Linked DNA regions of Mus musculus: region 1 is linked to region 2. The links are chromatin contacts, found by POLR2A ChIA-PET in ENCODE. All regions are on one chromosome and are shown on one strand. The core of a region is the stretch at or near the end of the contact, and the rest is flanking DNA. Distances in the headings are between cores, read along the strand shown. Region 1 overlaps Kif13b (kinesin family member 13B). Region 2 holds the start of Kif13b (kinesin family member 13B).

The links. ChIA-PET counts read pairs that join two places held with the same protein, here RNA polymerase II (POLR2A).
Region 1: POLR2A ChIA-PET joins it to region 2 with 20 read pairs in Patski. The contact joins the enhancer-like site here to the promoter of Kif13b in region 2. POLR2A ChIA-PET finds 5 or more read pairs at or near these places in 2 of 5 experiments (Patski and embryonic stem cell).

What each region holds. Positions count from the first base shown.
Region 1 is chr14:64,684,966-64,692,077 of GRCm38, reverse strand. The region is part of intron 2 of Kif13b (kinesin family member 13B); the gene reads right to left. Among named protein-coding and RNA genes, the nearest start is that of Kif13b, 36 kb to the right of the region's middle. Within about 2 kb of position 3,207, at least 2 of the 3 ENCODE cell types and tissues checked have a DNase peak (open chromatin) inside an H3K27ac peak, as active enhancers do.
Region 2 is chr14:64,648,819-64,655,822 of GRCm38, reverse strand. It overlaps Kif13b (kinesin family member 13B), which reads right to left and starts at 3,282. Exons shown (of 40, transcript NM_001081177.2): 1 at 3,167-3,282. The coding sequence starts at 3,221.

The sequences.
Region 1 (7,112 bases), core at 1,958-4,457, 36 kb before region 2:
AGTCCCTATCCAATCAGGTGACAATGGTGGTGTAAGCACAAACACTAGTTGGAAAGAATAATAAAATCCTACCCCCAAAAAGCATTCTTTGGCCAGGGAGGAAGTCATAACAGAAACAGATGATAACAGGCACAAAGAGAACAGAAACTGCTAGAAAAAAAAAATCTACTCAGAAACATCAGACTTTATTTATTACATGAATTTTGTCTAAGTTGAAAACTGAGATGTATAGATTTCTGGGCTGGAAAATCCTTCACCTATTCTTAAAGCTTGGCATTCAGAGAGCCTTTCCATCTTTGGCCAGTATCGTGTTAGCAGCCTCTGACCCACTGTCCCATCTACAGTTACACACTAACTGTCCTCACGGTGTCATTAGGGTGCTCTTGTGCTGAGTGAGTAGTCTGGAATCACAGAGCAGGACAGATCTAGTTTTTACTTTGGGCAAGTTACTTAATCTTTCCGTGCCTGTTTCTCATCTACAAAAGATAAATAATAATGGAGATTAGAAAGGTCAATACATGGGAAATGCTCATAGCCAACCAGGCTTCTGACTTTGTATTACTCACATGGGGTTCATTCTCGAGCTTCTCTCCTTCTACCCCAAGGTCATGCTGTCCTCTATATCCTAAAGGCCTTGGCCTCTGAACCCTAAGCACAGCACCCTCATCGCATATAAAGTAATAGGAACACAGTCAGCCATTTGAACAACCCAGAGATAATGGCTGACTTGTGATCTAAAATACCAACCAAGGAGGCCCACTCTAGAGCAGGGATTCTTTAGCACAGAAACTGAAGGAGATGCTCTGTGAACCCAGATGAGCAGAGTTACACTGCCACTTCTCAAGACCTTCTCATAGAAACGGATGCAGCCCTCAATTACTGATGTAGTTTAAGCACAGCCTGTGACTCTTACCACCAACAAACCCACCTGCTTTCCTATCACATTCTAATTGTTGCAAATGTTTGTTTGTTTGAGGGGGGTGCACATATGAAAATGCACTTTTATATACAGTGCCTGGAGAAGCAGAAAAGGTCATCCGATGCCCAAGAGCTGGAGTTACAAGGGTTGTGAATCTGCCTGACATGAATAGGTAATAGGAACTGAACTCAGGCCCTGTGCTTTCAACAACTGAAACATCTCTCAGCCCTGTTGCAAATATCTTTAAATATCATATACACCCAACACAATTTCAAAGTCTAAGTGATTATTCCCAACACTTGATCTGGCTGGTTAGCACAGTAGTAAGTTAGTAAGTGCAAATTACTACTATTGCACATTTCTAAAGCCATTTCTGATAATTATACCCCAGCACAAATCTGGCCTCCTTTATAATCCTATGCATCTCGAGGAGGGGTTTACAGGCTTTATCAGCCAAAAGGGTTCCTGCCAAAAAAAAAAAAAAAAAAAAAACCAGAGTTGATTTCTGCTCTGGAAGCAGTTTTTGCATACCCCCAGTTATTTATTTTTCTGATCAACATTAAAAGGGTTATAGCAAATACTAAAAATAATTTTTCACTGAAAAAATGTACAGCATTAAACATAGATCAACCAAAACCGGATGGAGATACATCTTTCCTGGGAGAGCAACTCACAAGGAGAAACCAGCCTCCTATCCTGCTCCCTTGGGAGTGCTCTTGAGTAGGGCCCTACCTGAACTCTGATCTGGTCAGAATACCTGCTACATGTGTCTCCAGAGAAACTTTCCAGCCAGGTACTTGTCTGAGAGATGTGACCTCACTGGCCCCTAGCAACAGCACTGAATGACTAATGCTGTGGCGGTCTGCTACTAAGCATGGTGCAGGACTCAGCAAGGTTATATTGTACCTTAGCTCCTGGTGGAGTGGTTGGGAGGGAGACATGCCCTTATGCCTAAGTCTAGTCATAGAAAGCTACTATATTTCACTATAAATGTTCACATGGCTTAGATGAGTCTAAAACATCCTACTGTGCTAGCAATAGCAAGCTCCATGAAGCCTAAAACCACTGTCTTCTTCAGGTCAATGCTCCTAAAACACAATAAACGGGTCACTGAGTACATTAGTGAAAACAATACTCTTAGCTATTGATGCATATTCACCTTTCCCTTACCAGGCACCTTGCCAAGATCAAAAAAGTTAGGTGCCAATCAATAGCCCAGGACATGAGTGGAGACACGTACCTATTGTCCTAGCACTCAGGGTGCTAAGGCAGCAGGAGTCTTAAGGAATTCCCTGTCTCAAAAAAACAAAACTAGTAATAATAGCTATAAAATAAATGCTGCTTGTCATCAATGGAAGATCCAACACTTACATTCTTTATTCATCACTTACATTTCCAAGGACTGTGAACTGCCTATCTATTAGACTCCTGACAGCTCCTAAGCCCTCTAATCAGGACTAGAGTCCTTCTAGTTTGAGAATGACAGTTCTTTGTGCAACTGTAACCAATTCTGAGCAACATTATGCCAGTTGATGCTCTTCAGAGAAATCCCACAATCCTGCCATCTGGAGATTAATACACACATATAACTCATTTGTGATACTGTCAGTAAAAAGAAACCTGATGTAGCTACTATATGTTCAACCCAATCAACAAATTCTTATTCACTGCCTAGCACACACCATGTTCAAAAAAGCATGTCTCTTAAAATACAACACAGTCTAACAAATTATTAAAAATAAGTCTACCAGGATACAATACCAATTATCATTTACTAAGTATTATCATGAGCCAGGTGCTTACATGAAGAGCTGGCCATGCCCACTGCAGTGTCCGTGTGTTGCATAGAGCCACCACCTCCACCTCACAGAGAAAGCAGCTGAAGCTGCTCCAGGAGGTAATATGAGCTTCCAGATTTACTCAGATGGTAGCAAGCCCCAGAGTCTAAGCTCTACTCTTTATCAATCAACACTGTCTCTTCCCATCCCACAGCTAAGAGCTAAGAGTAGCTAAAAGCTACTAAACTCTAGCAGCACTGCCTCAATCCTTGTCTTTCCAGTGCTTTGGGGGTTAAGCCACTCTAGGAAGAATAGGCCCAACCTCTTCCTATAAAGTTTGTTCTCTGTAATGATCAGTACCAAGTCCTAGGAGGCCAAGGGTAAACAGGAAGCTAAACCAACGGCCCGTGAGGCATGAGCAGAAGACCTGGCACACAGACAGGCTACCTCAAACTGAATCTTCTGCAAGCTGAGCATAGCAGGAGGAGGGGGAAGGGGGCACAAGAAAGTGTGTGACTGTTTCTCAGTGAGTCTGGATAGAGTTCAGGCTGAGTTGGCAGCAGCCAGGGCTGAAAGGTGATCAAAGGCTCCGAGGAGAGTAAGACCGAGGATCTGAAGCAGCAGCAAGGTGTCTGATACAAGTGAGTCTGAAGATGCATGTGAGGCTTCTGGAAATGGCAAGGCCCAAAGTCCTATTCAGCACTGAAGTATATCTGGCCCAGTACCCTACTAGACAAAAATGGATGAAGAATGCACACAGGCTCAGCCACTATACATCTTGTACTCAGAGTGGGGATTTTCAGCCAGAAGGGTTTTCCTAGACGACACTGAAGGCTGAGAATAGCTTAGTGATAGACCCAGCACCACAAAAGTAAAATAAAATCTGCTCTTAAAAAACATAAAATTAGAACCAGTCAGTGGTGACACATTCTTTAACCCCAGCACTTGGGAACAGAGGCATATGAACAGCAGAGCTGGAGGCCAGCCTGGTCTACAGAGCAAATTCCAGGACAGCCAGGGCTACACAGAGAAACCCTGTCTTAGGAAAAAAAAAAAAAAAATCAAAACAAACAAAAGGATGGAACTGTAAAATTGGTTGAGCAGTTAAGAACACTGGCTGTTTGCTCCCGCTCCCACTCCGGCAGAGGCCCTGGGTTTAGCTGCCAGCAGCACCACATGGTGGCTCTCTCACAACTATCTGTAACGCCAGTTCCAGAGGCTCCAAATGCCCTCACTGCCCTCCAGGGGCACCAGGTATACACATGGTACAGTAACGCATATGCAGGCAAAACATTCATACACATGAAATAAAAAGTTGAAATTAAAGAAATTAGACTTAGGGCTGGAGAGGTGGCTCAGTGGTTAAAAGCACTGACTGCTCTTCCAGAGGTCCTGAGTTCAAATCCCAACAATCACATAGTGTGGTTCACAACCATCTGTAATGGGATCCGATGCCCTCTTCTGGTGTGTCTGAAGACAGCTACAGTGTACTCACATAAAGTAATTGTTTTTAAAAAGAAAGTATAATGGCTATCATAAATAGTATCAAACATGTACACAGTGATCATATTCTGATGGCATTCAAAATTTTACAGTGATCTGTCTTTTAATTTAGGAATGCTTTTAAGTTTTTGTTAAATAACTCTTTTTGATACATATATAATCACATCAGTCCATCTTGACAACAGCAGAATATTGGTTTTCCAGGACTGGGGTATGCTCAGTTTCTCCCATTGCTGTCTTCTTTATAAAACTGAAAGAAAGAAGGACTTCATATAACCCACATGACTCCCTTACTCTGCAGCATGTGAATCTCATTCTAACTCCCCTTTTTAAAAATCTACAATCACACCAAAATCCCCTTTCAAGTTTTTCTGACCCCATACACCTCTCTGTAAGCAAGAGTCAGAAGGCTCAAGAGCAGGGAATCTTTGCCCACTGCCCCAAGACACTGCAGTAAATGCCCAGAACTGCTCATTCAACACGCTTTGGTGAACACTGCCAGGACCTTCAGAAATATCATAGTTTGAGGCTGGAGATAGGGCTCATTAAGTAAATGCAAGCCTTGCAAACATGAGAACCTCAGTTTGATGCCCAGAACCCACATAAAACACCTGGAGGAGGTGGCATCTATTTGGAATCCCACACTAGGGAACTAGGGAACTAGGGAGGCAGACAGGTGGATCTGTGCTGCTCACTGGCCAGCCAGTCTAGCCTACTCAGTGAGTTCAAGCCATAAGAGCCCTGTTCTCTCTCTCTCTCTCTCTCTCTTTCTCTCTCTCTCTCTCTCTCTCTCTCACACACACACACACACACACAAACACACACAGAGTCAACAGCATCATAGATACTTAGGATTAGCCTTTGGTCAGCAAACACACACTGAATTAGTAAAATAAATAAATGAAGTATCACAGATTGAATAAGATTCTGCAGCAACCTAGTTCTCCAGCAACATAGAAATGCCCTTTTAAATAATATTAGTTGGGGGCTGGAGAGATGGCTTAGCAGTTAAGAGCACTGATTGCTCTTCCTAAGGTCTGAAGTTCAAATTCCAGCAACCACATGGTGGCTCCCAACCATCCACAATGAGATCTGATGCCCTCTCCTGGTGCATCTGAAGACAGCTACACTGTACTTAGATATAATAATAAATATATATATTTTTTAAAGTATTAGTTATAAAGAAAAGTATGGTACTTTTTTGGGAGGAGGGGTCTCACAATATATCCCAGTCAGGCCTCAAACTCTTTGCATCACCATCCTCACCTTGAAATCCTCAGTTTCCTCCAGCCTCAGCTCTTAAGTGCTAAGATTCTGTAATTCTGTGTATTTACCACAAAAAAAATAAAATAAAATAAAATAAGAAAAAATGAGGGTGGGGCTAATGAATCTCAAAGCCCAAGGCAAAAGTGAGGAAGAATAATCTTTGTCACAGAAGCCGGAAAGAATCTGTACTGCTGGGTTTGTCATAGTGATACACACCTTTAATGCCAGTATATTAAGAGGTAGAGGCAGAGTCAGAAGCAGGCAGACCTTTGTGAATTCAAGACTAGCCTGATCTATATACCGAGTTCCAAGCCAGCAAGGACTACATAGTGAGATCCTGCCTCAAACAAACAAACCAAACCAAAAATAAGGAGAAATAAAAAGTGGGGGAGGGGGAAACAGTAGAATAGAATAGATTTGAATTGAGATTGGAGAGATGGTTCAGCAGTTACAAACATTTGCTGCTCCTAGAGAGGACCAGGGTTCAGTTTCCAGAACCCATATGGTGGCTCATGATTGTCTGTAACTTCAGTTCCAAGGGAGCTGATGCATCTTCTGGCTTCTAAGGCCACACTATTCACACATGGTTCATAGACATGAATGCAGACAAAACACATAAAATAAAAATAAATATTTTAAAAATGAATCTACACTGCTAGCCAAAAAGGGAGAGGCATATAAGAGCTTTGAGAATAACAAATTGGGCCTGAGGAGGTGAAGGCCTGGTCAAAGGCTGTTTAAACATATAACAAATTTGAGTTTATACATGAAGTGTCCTAATTTTTAAATATTCAAGCTGTAGGCTAAACCAAGCACTCTTCCAGGAGGGTCCAGTCCATACATAGTACCCCACATGCCCCATCTAGTCTATATGGCATAAGCAGTGTTTTGCATACAGGAAATCGGGTACGGGATCCAGAAACTACAATCCTAACTGTAGGTACCTGGGAAGCAGTAAAACATCATCAGTGTCACACACACAGCTCAGAGATGGTCAAAAGGACTGCAGAACAAAGCTGTGTGCTGTGGACACCTAAAAGATTGCAACAGTGACACTGTCCCCCCAAGAACATGCCTAGTGAACAATGGAAGTCCACTCCTGGGAAAGTCCACTGGTATACTAAGTAGGTAAGAGGCCGCATTGGATCTTCACATCATCAAGGATTGGAAGGAAACTCCCAAGACTCCAGACCGACCTTCAAACCACTGTTTCAAAGGCAACATCAAACAGGGGCCTTGAGAATAAGTCCAGGCAGAACAACGGTAACTAGCAGGCATTGTGGGGGCAGACTCGGGTCCAAACATGCAGCTCATCTGCAGCTCATACCCAACTTACTCACAAACCACAAACCACATGGGACTGTAAGTGTACCTGCATTGTATGACCTGACTGCCACCTGCCATATGCAGTCAGGTGAACACTATCTGGGGCATCACGTCCATACTCACAAAGTGCTGGGATTGTTGGAGCAGTTCTGATTCCAGACTAGCAGGTTAGTGAACTCGCCGTCATTAACTAACTAACTTTAAGGCAAATTTACAGTATTATGATTATGTTTAACAGCATCCAAATGTTGCTGAGTAAATGGAATTTTCCTCAAAACAATATATGAATGAAGAAAGAGAGGAAGAGATGGTAGGACATT
Region 2 (7,004 bases), core at 2,033-4,532:
AGGGACATCACCTGCAAATACAAGTCCAAGATCTTTTTTATTTTTTAATATTTTCTTTATTTACATTTTAAATGTTTTCCCCTCTCCAGGTCTCCCCTTCGGAAACCCCCTAACTCATCCTCCTTCCCCCTGCCTCTATGAGAGTGTTCCCCCACCCACCCACCCACTCCTGTCTTCCCTCTTAGGCATTCCCCTACACTGGGGCATCGAACACCCTCAGGCCCAAGGGCCTCTCCTCCCACTGATGTCCCAAGATCTTTTAAGAAATATTTATTCTTTAGCAGTTTAGCTTCCTATTTAGCAGTAAAGAAATAATTTTCTTTAGCAGTTTAGCTTCCTATTTCAGATGATTAGAAGCTGTAATATTAAGGCCATGTAAGATTACACACACATGTGAGCATAACATCAGAATGAAAACATTAGTGTATGCAAGGCCCTGGTTAAGACCCCAGCATCACCAAAGGTAAAAAAAGGTAGAAAATAGAAGCCGGGAGGAAGGAAGGTTAGTTGGTTAGCAGACAAGGATGTAGAGAATTTTTTAATTTTTTAAAAAAGCAACTTTACTATGTACACAGCCCAGACTCACCTCAGAGATCCTTCTGCCTCCACCAAGTTTTAAGATTACAGACATCGACAGAGAGACAGACGACACACAAACACATAGACACACACACACTTCCTTTCTTTATCTTGACAAATTAACCACTACAACTCTAGTTATCATTAAATTAGGAACTACCAATTAATATTCAATTAATTTTCCCAACCCCACAGACAGTTAAGCAGAAAAACTGAACCCCCTTAAGCACAACCAGCCACTGAGTCACACAAGAATCGAACCCTACCCTGAAGAGTTCTGGAAACCTTTGGACTTCCCTCAAAAGACACAAATGTCACTCAAACAACAGAGTCTATGATCAGAAATACAACCCAGTGACCCAGTCTCAGCCTGTCTCCATGTCAATCCTCAGGACACTTCCCGCACATACACACTGAGTCAGGAGCACTCAGGACTAGACCCAACTACTTGACAGCCACATGCTATCCCTTAAAACACTACATTCCCCAGAAGCAATGCTTAAATAGAATTCTTTTCAAACTCAGCAAAAAGGAGCTCAATTTTGTTACTCCCTTTTCATAGGAATTCAAGATGCCAACTCAGAAATAACAAGCTTTAAGATTCCTCTCTATTATATTGCATAATAACCTGTAGATGAAGAAATTATCTATGATGAGCACTAGAAACAGAAGACAGAGTAAGCAAAGAGACTACGGGGCAGCTGCCACTGGACAATGGGGCCAAACTGTAAACATTCATTTTAAAGTGAGTTCAGCCAGGAGTGGTTGGTGCACCCCTGCAATGCACTCAGGAGGCTGAGGGAGGAAGATGACTGCAAGTCCCAGGCCACCCTGGTCTACACAGAGACTGCCTCTAAATAAATGAAAAAAAAAAAAAAAATAGGACTGGGGAGATGCCTGGGTGGTTGGTTGAACTCAGATGGTTTAATGGATGAAAACCAAGTGAGGACCAGAGTTCAGATCCTTAGCACCTAAGTTTTAAAAAGAAAAGAAGGGTCAGGTGTTGTGGCGAATGCCTTTAATCCCAGCACCAAAGATCTGGGCAGAGGCAGGCATATTTCTATGAATCTGAGGCCAGCTTGGTCTACATAATGAGTTCCAGGGCTATGTACAGAGACCCAGTCTCAAAAATAGGAAAGAAAGAGAAAGGAAGGAATACAAGGAACAGCTAGAAATCATTCAACGAATATCTCAAAACTCTGAGCATTAGTAACAGCCACTGTCAGAATTACAAGCATAGCAAATTAAAGACAGTAGCTTCCTCCCAGTAAGAGAAAACAAGGAAGAGTCCGGCTCTAACTATCTGTGCCAAACCCTGCTGTGGTGGCTGGTTAGAGGCCTCCTTCAGCACTGACATTTCCAAGGGTTTTGCAAAAAGGAAATTTTAAGAATGTGCTGAACCCTTCCTTTCCGAATCATTCCCAGATATGTCGGATTTCATTTGGCTGTTTTCTTTTTTTCTTTAGTTTTTTTTTAATCGCAGTAATGATCACAATGAGGTGAAGTGATCTAAAATAAAGATGTCTGGATACTCAAAAAATGGGAGAACTGAAAACTTTCAGACTTCTAAGCTACTCACTCTGTTTTGTGAGAACCTGGATGTTAGGAGGCAATGAGCTGAGAGCTTAAAAAGTTCCGTCTTCAGGGGAAAAGCTTGCCTCATAGACTTCAGCAGGTTCAAGTAGGCAAACCAACGACAAGAAAACAGAGACACCAAGTTCCCAAGGAACAACCAACCAGAGAAATCTTTGTTAACTTTTACACCTACTTACCTCAATACATACACAAAAGGGCAAGGAGACAGAAAAACTATTTCCTACACACTAGACTTTAAACACAGTAAAACAAACTAGAAACCTTGGAAAATGACTCCTGCACTTAATAATGGCTCTAGCTAGTCAGTAGTCTAAATCAATTAGCAGCAATTCCATCTCCCGGGAGCGCGGCAGCAACCTCAATAACAAGACTTGTCTAGAAAGTGTTTTCAAACACATCACCTCATTTTAAGTACCCTGCCCAGTCACCCTCTGGTGAAGCTACAGAGGCAAAAAGCAGCTACTCCCCGGATTCAAGTTGGGCTTCAGTCTTTCCAACTTGGATAGATGATTTACGTGTCCTGGGTTTATCTACTTTCTCTACCCTCCCTACAGACTTCAGAGCATGTCTGAAAGATACAATTTCCCAAGAATCTTGGCACTGAGACTATTTATTGTTGAGATGATGACTATCACTTCAAGCAAAAGGAAAAAAAGGAAACCTCTCGACAGTCATAAACCAGAAAAGAACTAAGAAGGCATGCATGTCCTTCCTTTTCTGCAAACAGCCACAAGGTGCAGGTTCAAGGGAGAACGTGGAAAATCGAAAAGTAGGGCTGTCCGCCCTAAGAGCTGCGTACACAGGAGGACTGCGAGGCCGGAGCTGCCCCAGGCCTGGAGAGCTCGGTGACAGCTGGCGGGGCGGAGGGCTGAGGGCCCGACCGCGCCGTCGAGGGCGCACGCGCGCTGAAGGGAGCCCGCCGAGACCCCCGGGACGCCGAAGCTCTACCACCACAGGCACCTGTCGCCCCCGGCCCGGGACAAGCGCTCACCTCGTCGGTTCATTGGCCGGACCCGTACCGCCACTTTCACTTTGGAGTCTCCCATCGTGCTACCGCCGGGGTTCTCACTGCACCTCCGTCTACCTCGGCCACCGGACAAACTCTCCGAGGCCAACCCGGCGGGCGGGGGCTGTGGGGGAAAAGGGGGCGGGACCGACGAGGGGCGAGGACCGGTGCGTCCCGGGGCATGCTGGGATGTGTAGTTCCCACAAGTCAGGCCGAGGCGCTGGCGGGAAAATTCGCGCGCCGCTCTCTGGAACTTGTAGTCATCTGTCGCCGTTTTACAATTGTGCCGCTGTTCCTGTACCTCCCTCTCCTTTCTTTTCCTTCTCTTTCTTTACTTCTTCCTCTCTCTTCCTTCCTTCCTATCTGTTGCAGGATTTTCCCTGTCCATCCCGCAACACCTAACTTCTCTTTTGTGTGCGTGTGGAGAGTTTTCTGGACATTAAAATTAGCACTTTATGAATGGTAGGCAAGCGCTCTATCCTTGAGTTATATTCCCAGCCTTCCTTTTATTATTTTTTGAGATAATAAAAGTAGAGATAGTTTATTAAGAAAGAGAAAGCCAACTGGCCATGGTGTCACAGGCCTTTAACCCCAGCACTTGGGAAGCAAAAATAGGCTGATCGCTGTTGAGTTTGAGGCCAGTCTGGTCTATAGCATGAGATCCAGTATAGCCAGGAATATAAAGAGAAACCCTGTCTCAAAAAAAGAAAAAAGAAAAAGAAAGAAAGAAAAGGCACTTCTAAGAATAGGAATGGGCTAGTGAGCTGGGAAAATACATACACTGCCTTGTTGGTGCTGGGCCTTTCCCCTTCTGTGTAATGTACTTGTTATTTATTTATTTATTTATTGGATGTGTGTGTGTGTGTACACATGTGGGAGCATGTGTCAAAAGACAACTTTCAAGAGTCAGTTCTCTCCTTCTATCTACCCTGTGGGTCCTAGGGATGGAATTCAGTTATCTGGCTAGCAAGCCAGAACATTTACCCACTGAACCATCTCAATGGCCCTGTTTGGAGTTTTGTTATAGTTTTTCATTGGATGGGTGGGGTTTTTGGGGTTTGTTTTGTTTTGTTTTTTTACTTCTTTTTCTCTTCTTTTTTTATGTTTATGGATGTTTGCCTGAATGTATATCTGTATGCCTGTGCTGAATTCAGAAGAGGGCATCCGATCCCCTGGACCTAGAATTACAGAGAGTTGCGAGCCACCACATAGGGGCAGAGAATAGAGCCCAGTGAGCCAGCTCTCCAGCCCCTGTGCTTTGGGTTTTGATAGAGGTCCACATGAGTTGCTCAAATTAGCTTTTTACTTGCAATCTTCCTGTCTCACCCTCTCAAGTAGCTGGAATAACAGACCTGAGGCCTCTCTCGCCTGCCTCTGTATCTAGCCCTAGCTGGTCTGTAAACTCACTCAGTAGACAGACTGGTCTCCACTTCAGAGATCCATCTGCTTCTGCCTTCTAAGTGCTGGAGCTAAAGGTTTGCACCTCGCCTCACCTCGATTCTGCAGGACTCTTAAACTCTAGCAATCTGTATTGAGACTACGGTGTCCAAGAACTGACCCTTCATCTGAAAACCTCTTCCTCTCCTTTTTAAGACCTCTGGGTTTGATCCTTGATTTTGATGATTTTCTCTGACTGCCTTGTCCCCCTCTTGTTTCTTTACTGACTTATCCTTCAGGATAAATGGATGCATTCAACCTTGACCACAGCCTCTGCATCCTCTGAGTCATAACCTTGGGTTATGGAAACAAACTTAACTCAAATCCCACTCATTTGCCAACCTGTGGTCACGGTCAACTTATTTGGCCACTCAAATTTCATCTTTTTTAATGTGTAAAGTGGAGACCCTGTGTCACCCAACCTGCAGTGACATTTATCGTGTGAGTCAATGAAACCAAAGTGTAAATACTGTTTATCAGCCTCACAGAGACTGCTGGTTGGTGGTTTGTGCACCAAGTCTATCCTACAAACATGTTCTGTTTAGCCAACACAAAAGTCAGATTTGGGGTGCATTAATGACCCTTACTATATGTTAGTAACACTAAATCAAACAGGAATAGCACTGGACATACTATAATCCCAGCACTCAGCAAACCGAAGCAGGAAGATTGCCATAAATTGAGACGAGTCTAGGCTCCAAGCTCCTACCTCAGCCTCCCAACTACTGGGACTACAGATGTGAGCTTCAATGCCCAGCCCCACTCTAGCTTTTTAAACTGGGGCAGTGAGATAAGAAAAAAGAAGGTTAAGAAGTTTCAACAGGAAATTTTATTTACATGGAAATTCAGGACAAAGGCCCTGAGGAATTGTGGTTAGTCTCCCTTTGGACTCAAGGTCTCTTGATCCTCAGTGAAGATGCAGAAGATTCTTAAGGCCTGTAAGTCACCACCCAGCGACAGGTGAGAGAGGAAAGACAGCTAGCTGCAGGTTACAACCTGCAGCCTGGAGAGCCCCAGGGGCTCCACAGCCAGATAAACCGAAACTGGAGCTGTTCAAGTTAGCGTGCTGGGGGGCGGGGGGTGCAGTGGGTTGCCAAGAGGAGGGAAAGCCCTGGTTTCTGCCTAGTCACCTTGGAGGGGAATGGGAAGAGAAGAGAGAAAAAGCACTCTGTGCTTTTGTTTTGTAAATGGACAACCTTGGATGGGGTAGGTGTTCTGTAGAGGTTGAAAATAGATGTGAGATATTATCAGTTAACTGCGGCTAGGAGAGACTCATTTTACCCCCTGGATTTTGCAGATCTATCTAATCTGAGACTGACTTCTTGTTTTCTATTTGTTCCATTCATGTGGCAGTTTCTGATGCTGAGGGACTTTCCTTACTCCTTCTGTTTATTTCTTTCTTTTGAGGGGTTTGTTTGTTTTGCTTTTGAGACAGGGTCTCACTATGAAGCTCTGGCTGTCCTAGAACTCACTATGTCGACCAGGCTGACCTTATACTAACAGCAACCCATCTCCCAGCTGCTCCCAACTGCTAGGATTAAAGGGCTGCCTCACTATGCTCCCAGTCTGTTTCTTCATGGTCATCTTTGACCTGATGGTACTAACCGAATACCTACTTCATGCCAGCCGCTACCCTAAGCCCTTTACATCTCTGAGCCTGTTTAATTCTCACACAGACTGGATGGAGCAGTTAATGTTATTGCCTCTACACTGAGGATGTAAAGCAGAGTAACATTCAGGTGAAGCCATGCTGTCAGCAACCACCCGCTGTATTCTGCAACCTCTCGAAGCAGAAACAAAGTCTGCATACAAATTGTTCGATCCCCAGAAAACACAAACAGCTCTGTTTTGCATTCCACTCCCCCCACCCCTGAGATAGGGATTCTGTGTGTCACCCTAGATGTCCTGGAACTCGATCTGTAGACCAGGCTGGCCTCAAACTCAGAGATACACCTGCCTCTGCCTCCCGAGGGCTGGGAGTAGATGTGCACCACCTGGCTTACATTTTTTCTTCTTTAATTCATCAACATTCAACCTGAAGAGCCATTTCCCCTCACCACCTGTTCCTTCATTCTTTCAAGAATCAAAGCTCAATGAGTTCGAGGCTAGCCTGGTCTACATAGTAAGCTCCTGTGAGAAAGAATCACAACTCTGCCATGAAAATTCCTGGCGCTGACTGTGCCTACGGTACTATTTGTCTGTCTGCAGTCACAGTTCCGTACTCCACTGGCACAGGTCTGTGGCAGCCTTCAGATTCTCTTTCACCCCACTCCATGGCAATGAGGTTCTGCTAGCTGGCCCCTGTGCAGCCCATTCAACAGCCCCTCCATCTGGACAGCCCTTCTAACAGCTTCAGATCTCACAAGGCAAAGCAAGAACAAACAAT